Linked DNA regions of Homo sapiens: region 1 is linked to region 2. A link is an interaction called in ENCODE POLR2A ChIA-PET data of the cell type or tissue named here. Cell type or tissue: HepG2. All regions are shown on one strand. Links, peaks and the distances in the headings refer to the core of each region. The heading gives the core; the rest is flanking DNA.

The links. Peaks named below come from ENCODE experiments on the same cell type or tissue, not always from the same donor. Only the 100,000 strongest peaks of a DNase experiment are listed, where the experiment ranks them.
Region 1: POLR2A ChIA-PET joins it to region 2 with 5 read pairs; 3 of 35 experiments call an interaction of 5 or more read pairs at or near these places.

The regions. Positions count from the first base shown.
Region 1 is chr6:155,338,485-155,344,938 of GRCh38, reverse strand. No RefSeq gene overlaps it. Among named protein-coding and RNA genes, the nearest start is that of TFB1M, 27 kb to the right of the region's middle. In HepG2, for the core only: a CTCF peak has its summit at 4,336 (motif pointing left); DNase peaks (open chromatin) are centred at 3,198 and 4,328.
Region 2 is chr6:155,396,752-155,403,205 of GRCh38, reverse strand. It overlaps NOX3 (NADPH oxidase 3), which reads left to right. Exons shown (of 14, transcript NM_015718.3): 13 at 6,244-6,397. The coding sequence ends at 6,370. Among named protein-coding and RNA genes, the nearest start is that of NOX3, 56 kb to the left of the region's middle. In HepG2, for the core only: no CTCF peak of the experiment used is centred there; a DNase peak (open chromatin) is centred at 3,745.

The sequences.
Region 1 (6,454 bases), core at 796-5,795, 58 kb after region 2:
ATTTGACCATAAAGACACATGCATGAGAATGTTCACTGCAGCACTATTCACAATAGCAAAGACATAGAATCAACCTAAATGTCCATCAATGACAAATTGGATAAAGAAAATGTGGTACATATATACCGAGGAGTACTATGCAGCCATAAAAAGAATGACATCATGTCTTTTGTGGGAACATGGATGGAGCTGGAGGCAAACTAACACAGAAACTAACATAGCTTCTTAGCAAACTTACACAGAAATCCAAATACCGCATGTTCTCACTTATAAGTGGGAGCTAAATGATGAGAACTCATGAAGAAAAAGAAGGGAACAACAGATACTGAGGTCTACTTGAGAGTGGAGAAAATAACTATTGGGTGCTAGGTTTAACACCTGGGTGATGAAATAATCTGTACAACAAACAGCTGCAACAGAAGTTTACTTATATAACAAACCTTCACATGAACCCTGAACCTAAAATAACAGGTTTTTTTTTTTAATTAGATGAGGCTGGAGACAGAGCTGGCCCAGATCACATGAGGCTTTGCAGATATCATAAGGAGTTTGGTCTTTAAGAGCAATTGGAAGCCATTCCAAGCTTTCAAGAAACATCAGATTTTCATTTTTTAAAGTTCATCTGGATACAGTGTAAGAAATGTATTACAGTTGGGAGGTGCTTCAGTCACCCTGAGATAGATGACAGTAGTGCCACTATAGGGAGCCAGTGAGTTAGAGAGGAGTGTATGCATAGTAGGGATATTTACAAGGTAAAATCCAAAGGACTTGGCTGTGTTAAAGAAATACACGAATGTATTAGTGAATCAGTCTTCAAAACAGTCCATATTTACTTAATCTTCCCACTTGCCATAATGACTAAATTTTAGAAAATTTCTTTATGCAAATGGTAATTTTTTAAAAACAGAAAATATAAAGCTCCATCTAATATTAGTGTTTTACAAAAAAAGGCATATGAGCTTTTATACCTTATGGACCTTATTCCAAATAGAAGATGAAGAGTCTTGAATTCAGTTATTTTTTCCCTGTGAATATATTTGTATGAGACTCTTCTAGGTCTCTGATTCATTTCCTATATTTATTAATATGTAAATGTTAATAGCCTCCTTTAATTTACAGCCAAGCTACAGATCACCATTTCTCAAAGTGTGTTCCCCAGAACTAGCCCTTTTTTTCTTCAATAATGGTTAAATATATAACAGTTTCATTACTGGAGGCTTTCAAAGCCTTTAATATGCTAACATGCATTGTGAACTTCCAAAGCAGAAATCTGGAACACATCTCAACTCATGTGTCATGGAATGCGTTCCACTGAACATATCAGTGATCTGGTATTCCATAAGATCCCTTAAGTAACAGGCCATGTGCATCTTGGCTTAGCTCCTTGAGCAAAGTTTTTCATATAACATGTCTGTATAATTTTTTAAATGAATGACAATATGGATTAAGAGTTGCAAACTTTAAGACCAAGTCTGTTAGCTAAGTGACATGACAAAGGACTGACAAATGCCCTATGCCTCTAATGAGGGCATCAATAGAAGGACAGCCAGCTAACTTGTTGATATGTAAAAAATTTTTAAAGGGAAGCCAAAAATCCATATTTCTATATGAAATTTCATACTATTTCTTAGTGCCTCAGGCCAAACAGAACATATAGGCTAAAAGTTTGAACTTCTAAGACATTCGAACACACATTACATTTCACTACTTAAAAAAAAAAAATGGTCAGGCGAAGTTGCTTAGTGGAGTAACCAAGAATCCTCCTGTGAGATCCATAAAAGCTTTTCTTCCTTTTAAGGAACTCACACTTTTAATTTTCCATTATGAAAATTTCCATTTCTATTTTTTAATTTTCTTCTTGAGGAAAAGTAACTCCTTCACTGCCTGGAGGCATCATTAGAGACCCTAAAAGAGATAACTTAGCAAATAATACTGTTAAACCTTGAAAGAAATCATTATTTCATTATAAAGCACATTTTCTCCCTGGTTCAGGAAAGACCAGGTCATTCAGGAATAAAGAGCAATAGAAAAGCAATCCCATTTGAGAAAGCACATTATTACACCAGAGGCAAACACTTAGATATAGCAATGCAATCAGACCAGAGTTTAATTACAGATGTGATCGTTTATCTGTTTTGCTAAAAAGAAGTAATGTGACTGCTTAAACTACAGTAAACTCTCAGTTATTTGGGACCTTATTTATCAACTTATTGGTTACCCACCCCAATTTTTTTCCTTTCTTGCTAAGCATATTTGTCTATTTCAATACTAACAGGTACAGGAAAATGCACACTTAGTAAGTTTGCATTTCTTAAATTTCATTAAAACTACCCACAAACGTACACACACCATACATACAGGGTTAGGTAGTCTATGTTTTGTTTCTTATTTATGCTGTTTCTATAATGGGTGCTTTATTGTTTACCATGTGATTAAAATTCTATTCATATATCTTTTTCCTTTTTTATCATTTAGAAGTCCAGCATGAATAGTGGGGAAAAAAAATGTAGTAGTAGTATGGTTCTATTTCGTAAAAATCAATTGTATTTTTAAATGAAGTGTTTACTTGAAACAATGAGATTTTTTACTGCTAATGAAACCGTATATATAATAACACCTCTCGAAGCTGAAGATAACTTGTTTCCTGACCTCAACAGTCTAAAAAATATCCAATAACCAAGAAAATGGAATTTGAACTAATACGTCTGCATGAGCCAAAACAGATAATAACAACAACAAATAATGCCATCACCTCATGCAGCCAGGGCAGGCTGTCTTCAAATCCCTTTAAAAGATTTTCATAAACATAATCTCATTTGATCTGCTAAATAGCATTATAGTAGTTTCCCCTTATCCATGGGGGACATGTTCCAGAGCCCCAGTGCGTGCCTGAAACCATAAATAGTATAAAATCCTATATATACTACTTTTTCCATACATACATACAATAAAGTTTAATTTATATATTAGGCACAGTAAGGGATTAACATTATCAAATAATAAAATAGAACAATTACAAAAATATACTACAATAAGTTATGTGGATGTGCTTGCTCTCTTTATCTCTCTCAAAATATCTTATTACACTGTACTCATTGTTCTTCTGATAATTTGAGATGATACATGCCTACATGATACATGAAATGAGGTGAATGAAGTAGGCATTGTGATGCAGCATTAGGCAACTATTTGACTTTCTGATGACCCTTCAGAAGGAAGAGTGTCTGCTTTGGGTGATCCTGGATCATCAAGCCATGACTATGTCAATGGTTGGATGTCAGGAACACATGATGTCAGTGGCTAACTAGGTAGGTAGTGTAATGGGCAGGTGGATACACAGGACAAAGGGATGATTAAGGACCTGGGTGGGACAGAGCAGGATGGCATGAGAGTTCATTGTGCTTCTCAAAATAGCATTTGATTTAAAATTTATGACTCGTTTATTTCTGAAATTTTCCATTTAATGTTTTTGTACTGCAGTTGACCATGAGTAACTGAAACCACAGAAAGCAAAACCACAGATAAGGAGGAACTACTGTGTAATTTTTAAAAGGGTTGGCAATCTTATTCCCATTACTCAGATGAAAATTGTAGGGTTACCGTATTTCATCCAAATAATGACAATGACTGGAGCACTATTAATAATTATGCCTGGACAACAAACATAAACTTGAGATGGTCACAGGCAAACCAGAACATACAGTCATCCTAGAAATACTATGTCATAAAGTCATGCTTTTGCTTAGGCAAGCTCCTCAGGCCATCTCTAAGAGCTTATTTGCTCCTGCTAATAGGTGATGTACCTCCCCCATGAGGCAAGATGTTATTTGTGGCTAAGGGGAGCAAAGTCAATCTAGAAGGGTAGGGTTGACCTGGGAGTCTAAAACAGATGAATTAGGCTAATGGTACAAATCACAATGACCAGGGCACTTAGTGAACTTGTGGCTAACAACAGATCCCAAAGGGGCCCAGCCTCAGCTCCAGCCCATACTGTTGTAACAAGGAAGAACGTTGCTTTTCAAAGACCTGCTGTGTGATGCATGCCTGAGTCAATGAGACAGGCCCGCCAGTCTCCTTCTCACAACAGATCCCAAGGGGACCCAGTCTCAAATCCAGCCCCTCTAGCTGCAGTCAGGGACCTATATCACCTGTGCAGAGACCTGCTGGGAGGCATACCCATCTGAGCCATCAGGACAGTCTTCTGGACTTACTGGCCAGTATTCCCACTCAGCCCCAGTACCCTCCTTGGGTCCTCACCAGGCTCATCTGAGCCAGAAGGCCACACAAACTTTGGAATCCTCACAAGACCTGGAGTAAGCCTGAGCTTATAGTGTCCTCTAGTGCTGAGACAGCTACAGTGGTCACAGGCTCAGGAAAACCAAGACAGTCTGCTTAAAATCCCTAGAAGGCCCTCTGACAGGGACAGGCACAAACAAGGCCAATTTGTGAAGGCTAAAATGAATACCTAATCCCTCAATGCTCAGACATGGTCACACGTCACAAGCATCAAGAACGTTCAAGGAAATATGACCTCACCAAACAGACAAAATAAGGTGCCAGAAGCTGACCCTGAAAGTGATGGAAATGTGTAATCTCTTGGACAAAGAATTTTAAATAGCTGTTTTAAGGAAGCTCAACAAACTTCAAGAAAACACAGAGAATCAATTCAGAAATTTATCGGAGAAATTTAAGGGAGAGATTGAAATAACTTTTTAAAAATCAAACAAATCCTGGAGGTAAAAAATACAATTAATGAGATTAAAAAATGCAATAGAGAGCATCAACAGCAGAACTGGTCAATTGGAAGAAAGAAATAGTAAGCTCAAAGACAGACTATTTGAAAGTCAGAGGGCTCACGCTTGTAATCCCAGCACTTTTGGAGGCCGAGGTGGGTGGATCACCTGAGATTGGGAGTTTGAGACCAGCCTGACCAACATGGAGAAACCCCATCTCTACTAAAAATATAAAATTAGCTGGGCGTGGTGGCACATGCCTGTAATCCCAACCACTTGGGAGGCTGAGGCAGAAGAATCACTTGAACCCGGGAGGTGGAGGTTGCGGTGAACCAAGATCGCACCATTGCACTCCAGCCTGGGCAACAAAAGTGAAACTGTTTAAAAAAAAAAAAAAATCTTTGCCTAGACATATTGTCATTAGGTTATCCAAAGCTAAGACAAAGGAAAGAATTTTAAGAGCTGTGAGACAGAAGCACCAGGTAGCCTATAAAGGAAAATCTATCAGATTAACAGCAGATTTCTCAGCAGAAACCCTATAAGCTAGAAGGGACTATCTTCAGCCTCCTCAAACAAAACAATTATCAGCCAAGAATTTTGTATCCAAGCAAAACTAAGCATCATATCTGAAGGAAAGATAAAGTCATTTTCAGACAAACAAATGCTGAGAGAATTTGCCATTACCAAGCCAACCACTATAAGAACTGCCAAAAGGAGCTCTAAATCTTGAAACAAATCCTGGAAACACATCAAAACAGAACCTCTTTAAACTATAAATCACACAGGACCTATAAAACAAAAATACAAGTTAAAAAGCAAAAACAAAAACCAAAAAACCAAAGTACCCAAGCAACAAAGAGCATGATGAATGCAATGGTACCTTCAATACTAACATTAAATGTAAATGGCCTAAGAGCTCCACTTAAAAGGTACAGAACTGCAGAATGGATAAGAACTCACCAACCAACTATCTGCTGCCTTCAGGAGACTCACCTAAGTATTCACATAAACTTATAGGGGTGGAAAAAGGCATTTCATGCAAATGGAAACCAAAAGCAAGCAGGTGTAGCTATTATATCACAGAAAACAAACTTTAAAGCAACAGTGGTTAAAACAGACAAAGAGGGATATGACGTAATGGTAAAAGGCCTTGTTCAACAGGAAAATATCACAATCCTAAACATATATGCACCTAATACTGGAGCTCCCAAATTTATAAAGCAATTACTAACAGACCTAACAAACAAGAGAGACAGCAACACAATAATAGTGGGGACTCCAATACTCCACTGATAGCACTAGACAAGTCATCAAGACAGAAAGTCAACAAAGAAACAATAGACTTAAAACTATACCTTAAAACAAATGGACTTCACAGACTTCCATCCAACAACCACAAAATACACATTCTATTCAACAGCACATAGAACTTTCTCCAAGATAGACCGTATGATAGGCAATAAAACAAAGCTTAATAAATTTAAGAAAATTGAAATTATATCAAGCACTGTCTCAGACTACAGTGGGATAAAACTGGAAATCAACTCCAAAAGGAACCTTCAAAACAATGCAAATACATGGATATTAAATAATCTGTTCCTGAATGAGCACTGGGTCAAAAGCAAAATCAAGATGGAAATTTAAAAATTATTTGAACTTAATGATAATAATGACATCACCTATCAAAACCTCTGGGATATAGCTAAGGTGGTGCTAAGATG
Region 2 (6,454 bases), core at 874-5,873:
AATGAAGAAATCTCGGAAAGAGAATGCCAATAAAATCTAATTTTTAAACAAGAAAATCTAATATTGAGAAGTATTTCAATATCCTGGCCTTTGTCCAGATGTAAATGAAACACACAATCCAATTACTGTTCTGCACAAAGGACAAAGTAACATTAATTTTCCTCGGGATGGTTATTAAAGAGATAAACAGTATGTTTTCCCCTTATTATGTCAAGGATATGTTTGTTCCCAAGCCTGCCTGGCTACTCTTACAAGACGGTTCTGTCCTGTCGTTAGCTCATATCTTTTGGCAAAGATGGGTCAGAAGAAATTGGTGGATTTGTTAGTGGCCTCAGAAAAGGTTCTTTGTTCTTGAGGGCCTTTGAAGTAGGCTCTCAACCATTTCTATTCATCAGCACGAAGCCGAGGATTCTCCGGACTTACTCTTTCAAAAATATTTACCTGTTCACTCAAAGCTGGAGTTTGTTCTTGTTCTAAGAAGGAGTTAAATCAAAAGAATAAAGTGAAGAGGGGCAAAAAGATTTTTTATAGAACATGAAAAACAGGACCAAAAATAAAGCTTGAAGGGAAGCAGATCAAAGAGAGTAGTACAAGCTATAAAGGAACCAGAAAATTGCAAAAATAACAGTAATAGAGAAACAAATTGATGGGCATCAAAATGAATACAAATAAGGGAGAGAGAAGAAAAATTAAAAATAGATCAAAGGCTGACAGAAAATAGAAAAGTGTGTTCTATTGTTTTTGTTTGTAATTAATTTTGGTAATTATATTAGCTATATTACAAAAACACAAGTATAGTTTTGAAAGACAGTCAACAAATATTAAGTGGATGCATTATAAGCCTTTTATTGATATATTCAAATTCACATGCATGTGAAAATTGTATAGTATTTCAGTTAGATAAAGCACAGAAAAGTACTATGAAACAAAAACATTAAAAATTATTCTCCCAATTAAAATATAGTAGGCTAATTAAATACATTCATTGCCATCTATGTCTTACTAATCTAGAGAAAGGTATCTTTTTCAAAAATGGAAACTGTATTGCATTTTTTGTAAACATTGTCAATACGTTCACAAGCTTTAGGTAAATGTTCAGAAAATCAGGAAAATATTTCCAAGAAGGTAGACAGAATGAAAATAAAAATACCGTTGTCACATCTAGTTACTTTTTTGATAAACACACATTGTACGGATACTCAGCTTTCTGAATTTGTGGATCAGTTGCTTTTAATTAATTGAATAAAATAATTTTCCATAGGCCTTAAATCTTTGATCTTACCCTTCAGATAATATTTGTAGTTTTCTACTTTTGACCTATCTGTTAATAACTTCACCACGCCTTTTAGGTGTAAATTTGATGTAATTAATTACCATAAAAACTTTAAAGTTTGGTCATTTTTTTTTTTTTTTTTGTAATTTCAGTAGACGTATTTCTTTTAACTTTGAAGAAAAAAAAATAGAAGAGTACTACCATTTGTTAGAACAGTTTAACCCAACCTAACGATGAAGAAAGGTGTCAACTTACCATATGATTGGGGGCTTCTAATCCATATTGCATGAATGTATTTTAGACCACCTATTGTTTTCAGAAACGTGAAAATACCTTTATACTAAATTGAGTAAATGTGTCCATCTGGACCCACATTTGCTTGTGTATGCACCCTTCAATTCTCATTTGTATGTGCATATGTGCAAAATGTTTTAAAATGATATTTTTAAGAAATTAGCATTCTGATTATAGCATACAGGGCCCTTTATCTAACAGGATATCCTAAACATTCATTATGTGACTAAAATGTTCAGAATACTCAAAGAAATAGACTTAAATGGAAATACAACACATGATAAGTTACAGCTTCATGGGAAAAATAAAGACACCATAAACTTATGATGAGGAAATTGTCAGCATATTCCCATAGTTCCTTCCCATGAGAGGGCATCAATCTCTCTGGTTAGACCCAAGTGAAGATTCAATAAAAATTGCTGAAATTACTCCATTTGTGGTAGGGGGGATTGGAGAGATGGGTGAGTACAGGGTGGATTTATCATTATACTGCAAAATTTCTTCAATGGCATTACCTATCTATCAAATTATTAGTTTGGCAAAATATTTGGTTACTTATGCATGAAGGCATATATATGTTACTGTTTTATTGGGGTGGGGAAGGGTTGGCAAAAATGGCTCTACCATTCCCTGGGATCGGATGCTACAAGTCATCTGCTTTCATTTTTCTTCCCCATTTGACCATAAGCTTCTCAAGGGCTTATAGCTATAAGCAACTTTATCTATGCACCTCAGAGCCTAGCAAAATGGCCAGTATGTGCAAGTGGCAGCACCATGAGACCAATGAGGGAGCTGGGACAAGTGTCCGAACAGCACAGTTCTGGCTGCCAAAGAAAACAGAGCCTGTGGAGTGTGGGCAGGAGCAGAATCACAACAGTGAGCCTGGTTAGGGACATCTGCAGCAACTCATGAGCAACTGAGTAATTAGGACACAGAGAAAAGTAATGTCGTAGGCTGCTACAAATTAACTGGGAGATAGGTTAAAAAAAAAAAAAAAGCTGGCCAGCACAATTATCATCTGCGGTTCTGAAAAAAGAAGGTGTTGTACAAAATATAATTATGTGATGAATCATTTGGAGGCATTTCTAATGAAAAACACTCACTAGAAAGGATTAACCAGAAGTTGTGTCCATTGTCTGATACAGAGTTTGTAGCTCTCATCTTCTTTCTAAGCCTCCATAAATCCACGGGAAGCTTCTGTTTATCGATTTTATTTGCAGAATGCACTCAGGGTATAAAGTAATTTGCTTTTTTTTAAATAGGGTTTAGGGTCTGCCCCTACAGGGTTATAACTTACCAAGCATAAAAGCCAACACATAAAAACAAACATACAATTTAAGGAGAGAAGGGCTCACGGCAGCAGAACCTGGGAATTCAGCGAGGTGGTGGGATCACTCCCGGGCGCACCCACACGCCCATATATCTGCTGGGCTGAAATCTCCTGGTGGGTGATATTTTGGATGCCTTTCATGCATGGCATCGCTGAACTGTTTTTGAAAAATGCACCAACCCCACAGAGAAGAGCACAATAGTTATTTAGCAGACATAGAGAGGGAAAGGAGAATTTTCTTTATTGTTTATCAGAGCTAAAAATAATGCTGTGAATGTTAGCCATCTTTGCAGCTTGTGTAAAATTTGTCCTTTTCTCATCAAAGTCAGCAGCCCAGACTGATCAATGCCATTAACATTGTCCCCGATCCAGCTCCCCCATGCGTGTGCAAGCTCTGTGGCTTGCAGGCTGTAAACTGAAGAATAGCACCTTGCGTTTTTATACTTCTTTTGCGGAGAATCTCTATTTAATTCCAAGCGATTGTGGGTAATTAAATTTTATAGAAGAATTTTTTCTTTACCAACCCCATTAGGGTTCTGTTGCACTTGTCCGTTGCCTCATAAAAGAAAAAAAAAAAAGGGAAGCTGCCACATCTGTCCCTTAAACACTTGGCTTGGATTCTCTGCCCTGTGATTCACAGTATGCATTTGTGACAAGAAGTTCTCCATACTTGGAGTCACAAATGCCGAGAAGAGTAAGCCAGGCAAACTGCTTGTGCTGTCTGTGGGGACAGTGATGCACAGAGAGCCAGTGAAGGGCTGACCTTTCCACCTTAGCAGAAGGTAGATAATAAATGGCCTTTGTGAGACTTTTTGGTGATTGCATCACCACGGCGGATATGGCCCCTGAGTAAAGTGTGGACTTAGCTGTGCAGTGTGATAGCCACAACTTCAAAAGACTCAGGGGAGCTGTGAACTGCTGGGGACACCAGGAGAACACCAGGCAGCAGCAATCAGAATCCTTTGAAATGGAGTCTTAAAGGCAGAGCATCAAAGGGCACCATCAGGTCTGCAGTTACTGTTGCTGCAAACGAAAGAGCAGTCTTAGCCCATTGGAGTGGGCCAGTGGGCAATCTCTTTGGTGACATCTACACTAATGGAAAAATATCACCACCCATAACAGCATCTTTGAAAATAGATGCAAGGACACCTCTGGGCATCAGACACAAAGCAAAGCTGTGACTCCTCACTGGGAAGGGTCTCGCCTGATCCATCTACCATTCAAAATGTTTCAGTCCAGAGCTCAAAAATCTAGTGCTGATCTCAGTAAGTCTACATAATCACCTCTGTGTTAACACCCCGCACCACCTCTTCTGTTCAGCTTCACGGAGCAGGCAGACACCAATAGCCATCGCGTGGGAAAATAATATCAGGAAGCTAGCCATTCCTGAGAGCACACCATGTGCCAAGCACAGGACCAGCGGCCAGACCTGCAATGTCTTGCTTGATCCTCACAGAGATTCTCGGAGCTAGATTCTATAATTCTCCCCATTTTATAGATGAGAAACTGGGGGCTTTGTGAAGGTAATTGACATGCCCAAAGTTACCCAGCAACGAAGTGGTGGAGCCAAGAGCACTCTTAACCATTGCCTTTTATTTCCATAAACACCTCAAAATCTCTTCATTAAGCCATAAACTCATACCTTTCCATGGGAAATATTTTCTGAAAAATTACTTTCTCAAATTTAGCCATGGGAATGATTTCTTTGAAAGTAGTACTGCTACATTTTAAACATATTGTCATTTGTAAATTAAGCCATTGATAAGTTCCTTTGAAGCTGGAGTTTGAAATGCAGGGGAACCATCAATTTCTACTGTGGATGTGATGGTCCTGGAACACACAGTTAAAATGTGGCTATGACACATGGCAGAGAACCATGTTAACATATGAGCTAAGAAGAACTAGGCTCTATAGGCACTTCCCAGCAAGATCCATGTCTGAAGAAACAGAGATGGTATAGTGAGCTGGTCCTGAAGCCCAAAGAATGTCTTGATGACAGTGTTTCTCAAAGTGAGGCTCACAGGGCGATCTGCCTCAACACCACCCGAGATCCTCACTAAACATGCATTCCTTGGATTCGAGCCTAGGAATCTACATTTCAACAATCTGCCTAGATGATTTTATGCACAGTAAAGCTTGAGAACTTTTGATCCACACTAGAGTAACTAATTCAGCTTATACTAGAGATTGGAAAAAATGCTACAAAGAATAGTAATATTCAAGACAAGAGAAAAAAGACATGGTCTCTAAAAATCTCTATAGAGACTGATGCACCCCAACTTCCAGAAACAACTTTGAAACCCTGTGCAGATGTGGTGTTTATATGTAGGCTAAGTTGCAAGGCATTTGAGCAGCTCTGGGATAGCCACTATATGCAAAAAGTATCTCTCTGACATAGTTTTCTGAAATGTCAAGATTAGAGATGACAACGTTTGGGTGACTATATTTTCAGCAATGTCTTTTTCTTTTCCAGCTCTCCCTTCTGGCCTTCTTTGAAAATTAAAGTAATTCCAACAGGAGAAATTAATTAAATTGCTATTACTTTAGCATTAATTTTATTATCTATAAAAAGGCAGGGCTGAACAGGATATTAGTGATAACTAACCTTTTTAAAACCCTTTTGAATGTATTATCTCATCTTGCTTTTGATAAAACATACAACGTAGTCCTTATCATCTTTTCCACATGCAGAAACTGAGGTCTAGTGACTTGCCCAAGACCACGCAGATACTACTCAGGAAAGCCATTTAGTCATTCATTCAGCAAATGTGTGTTGATTGTCCACTGTATGCCAGGCACTGTTCCAGGTGCTGGAATAAAACAGACCAGGTTTATGTTCTCAGGAAGTTAACATCTGGTCACGTATCCAAGAAGACATGAATCAAGGTCACCTGGCCAAAAAGGAGGTCAAGTCCAGGCATTGTGTAAGTGGCTGCAATCATATAGGTCAGGGATTGGGAAACTCTTCCCATAAGGGGCCAAATAGTAATCATTTTAGGCTCTATGGACTGTATGGTCCCACTCTCAACTACTGAACTCTGCCATTGTAAAGTGCCAACATTGCAGGGTGTTGTATCAAAACCCCTCAACAGTTTCATGGCCCCTTTCCAGCCTCAGTCTTCTTGGCTCCACCTCCCTGATTAATTTAGGGGAGGATGCTGGGAACCTAGGAGAGAGCATGGTGCTGAAAGTAGGTAGAAAAAAAGAATCTAAGAAAAAACGACATGGAGGGAGAAAAATAAATAAGTAAAGCCACAACCACTTCATTAATCTTATCATTGTCTTGGCTTCTGGCTGGCCTTGCCTCCTGGTGACATTTTATTTCCTTTTCTTACCCCTACTGCAGCAGCAGTATTGGCGTGTTCTTCTGTGGACCTAAAGCTCTCTCGAGGACACTTCAAAAGATGTGCCACTTGTATTCATCAGCTGACCCCAGAGGTGTTCATTTCTATTACAACAAGGAGAGCTTCTAGACTTTGGAGGTCAAGTCCAGGCATTGTGTAAGTGGCTGCAATCATACAGGTCAGGGATTGGGAAACTCTTCCCATAAGGGGCCA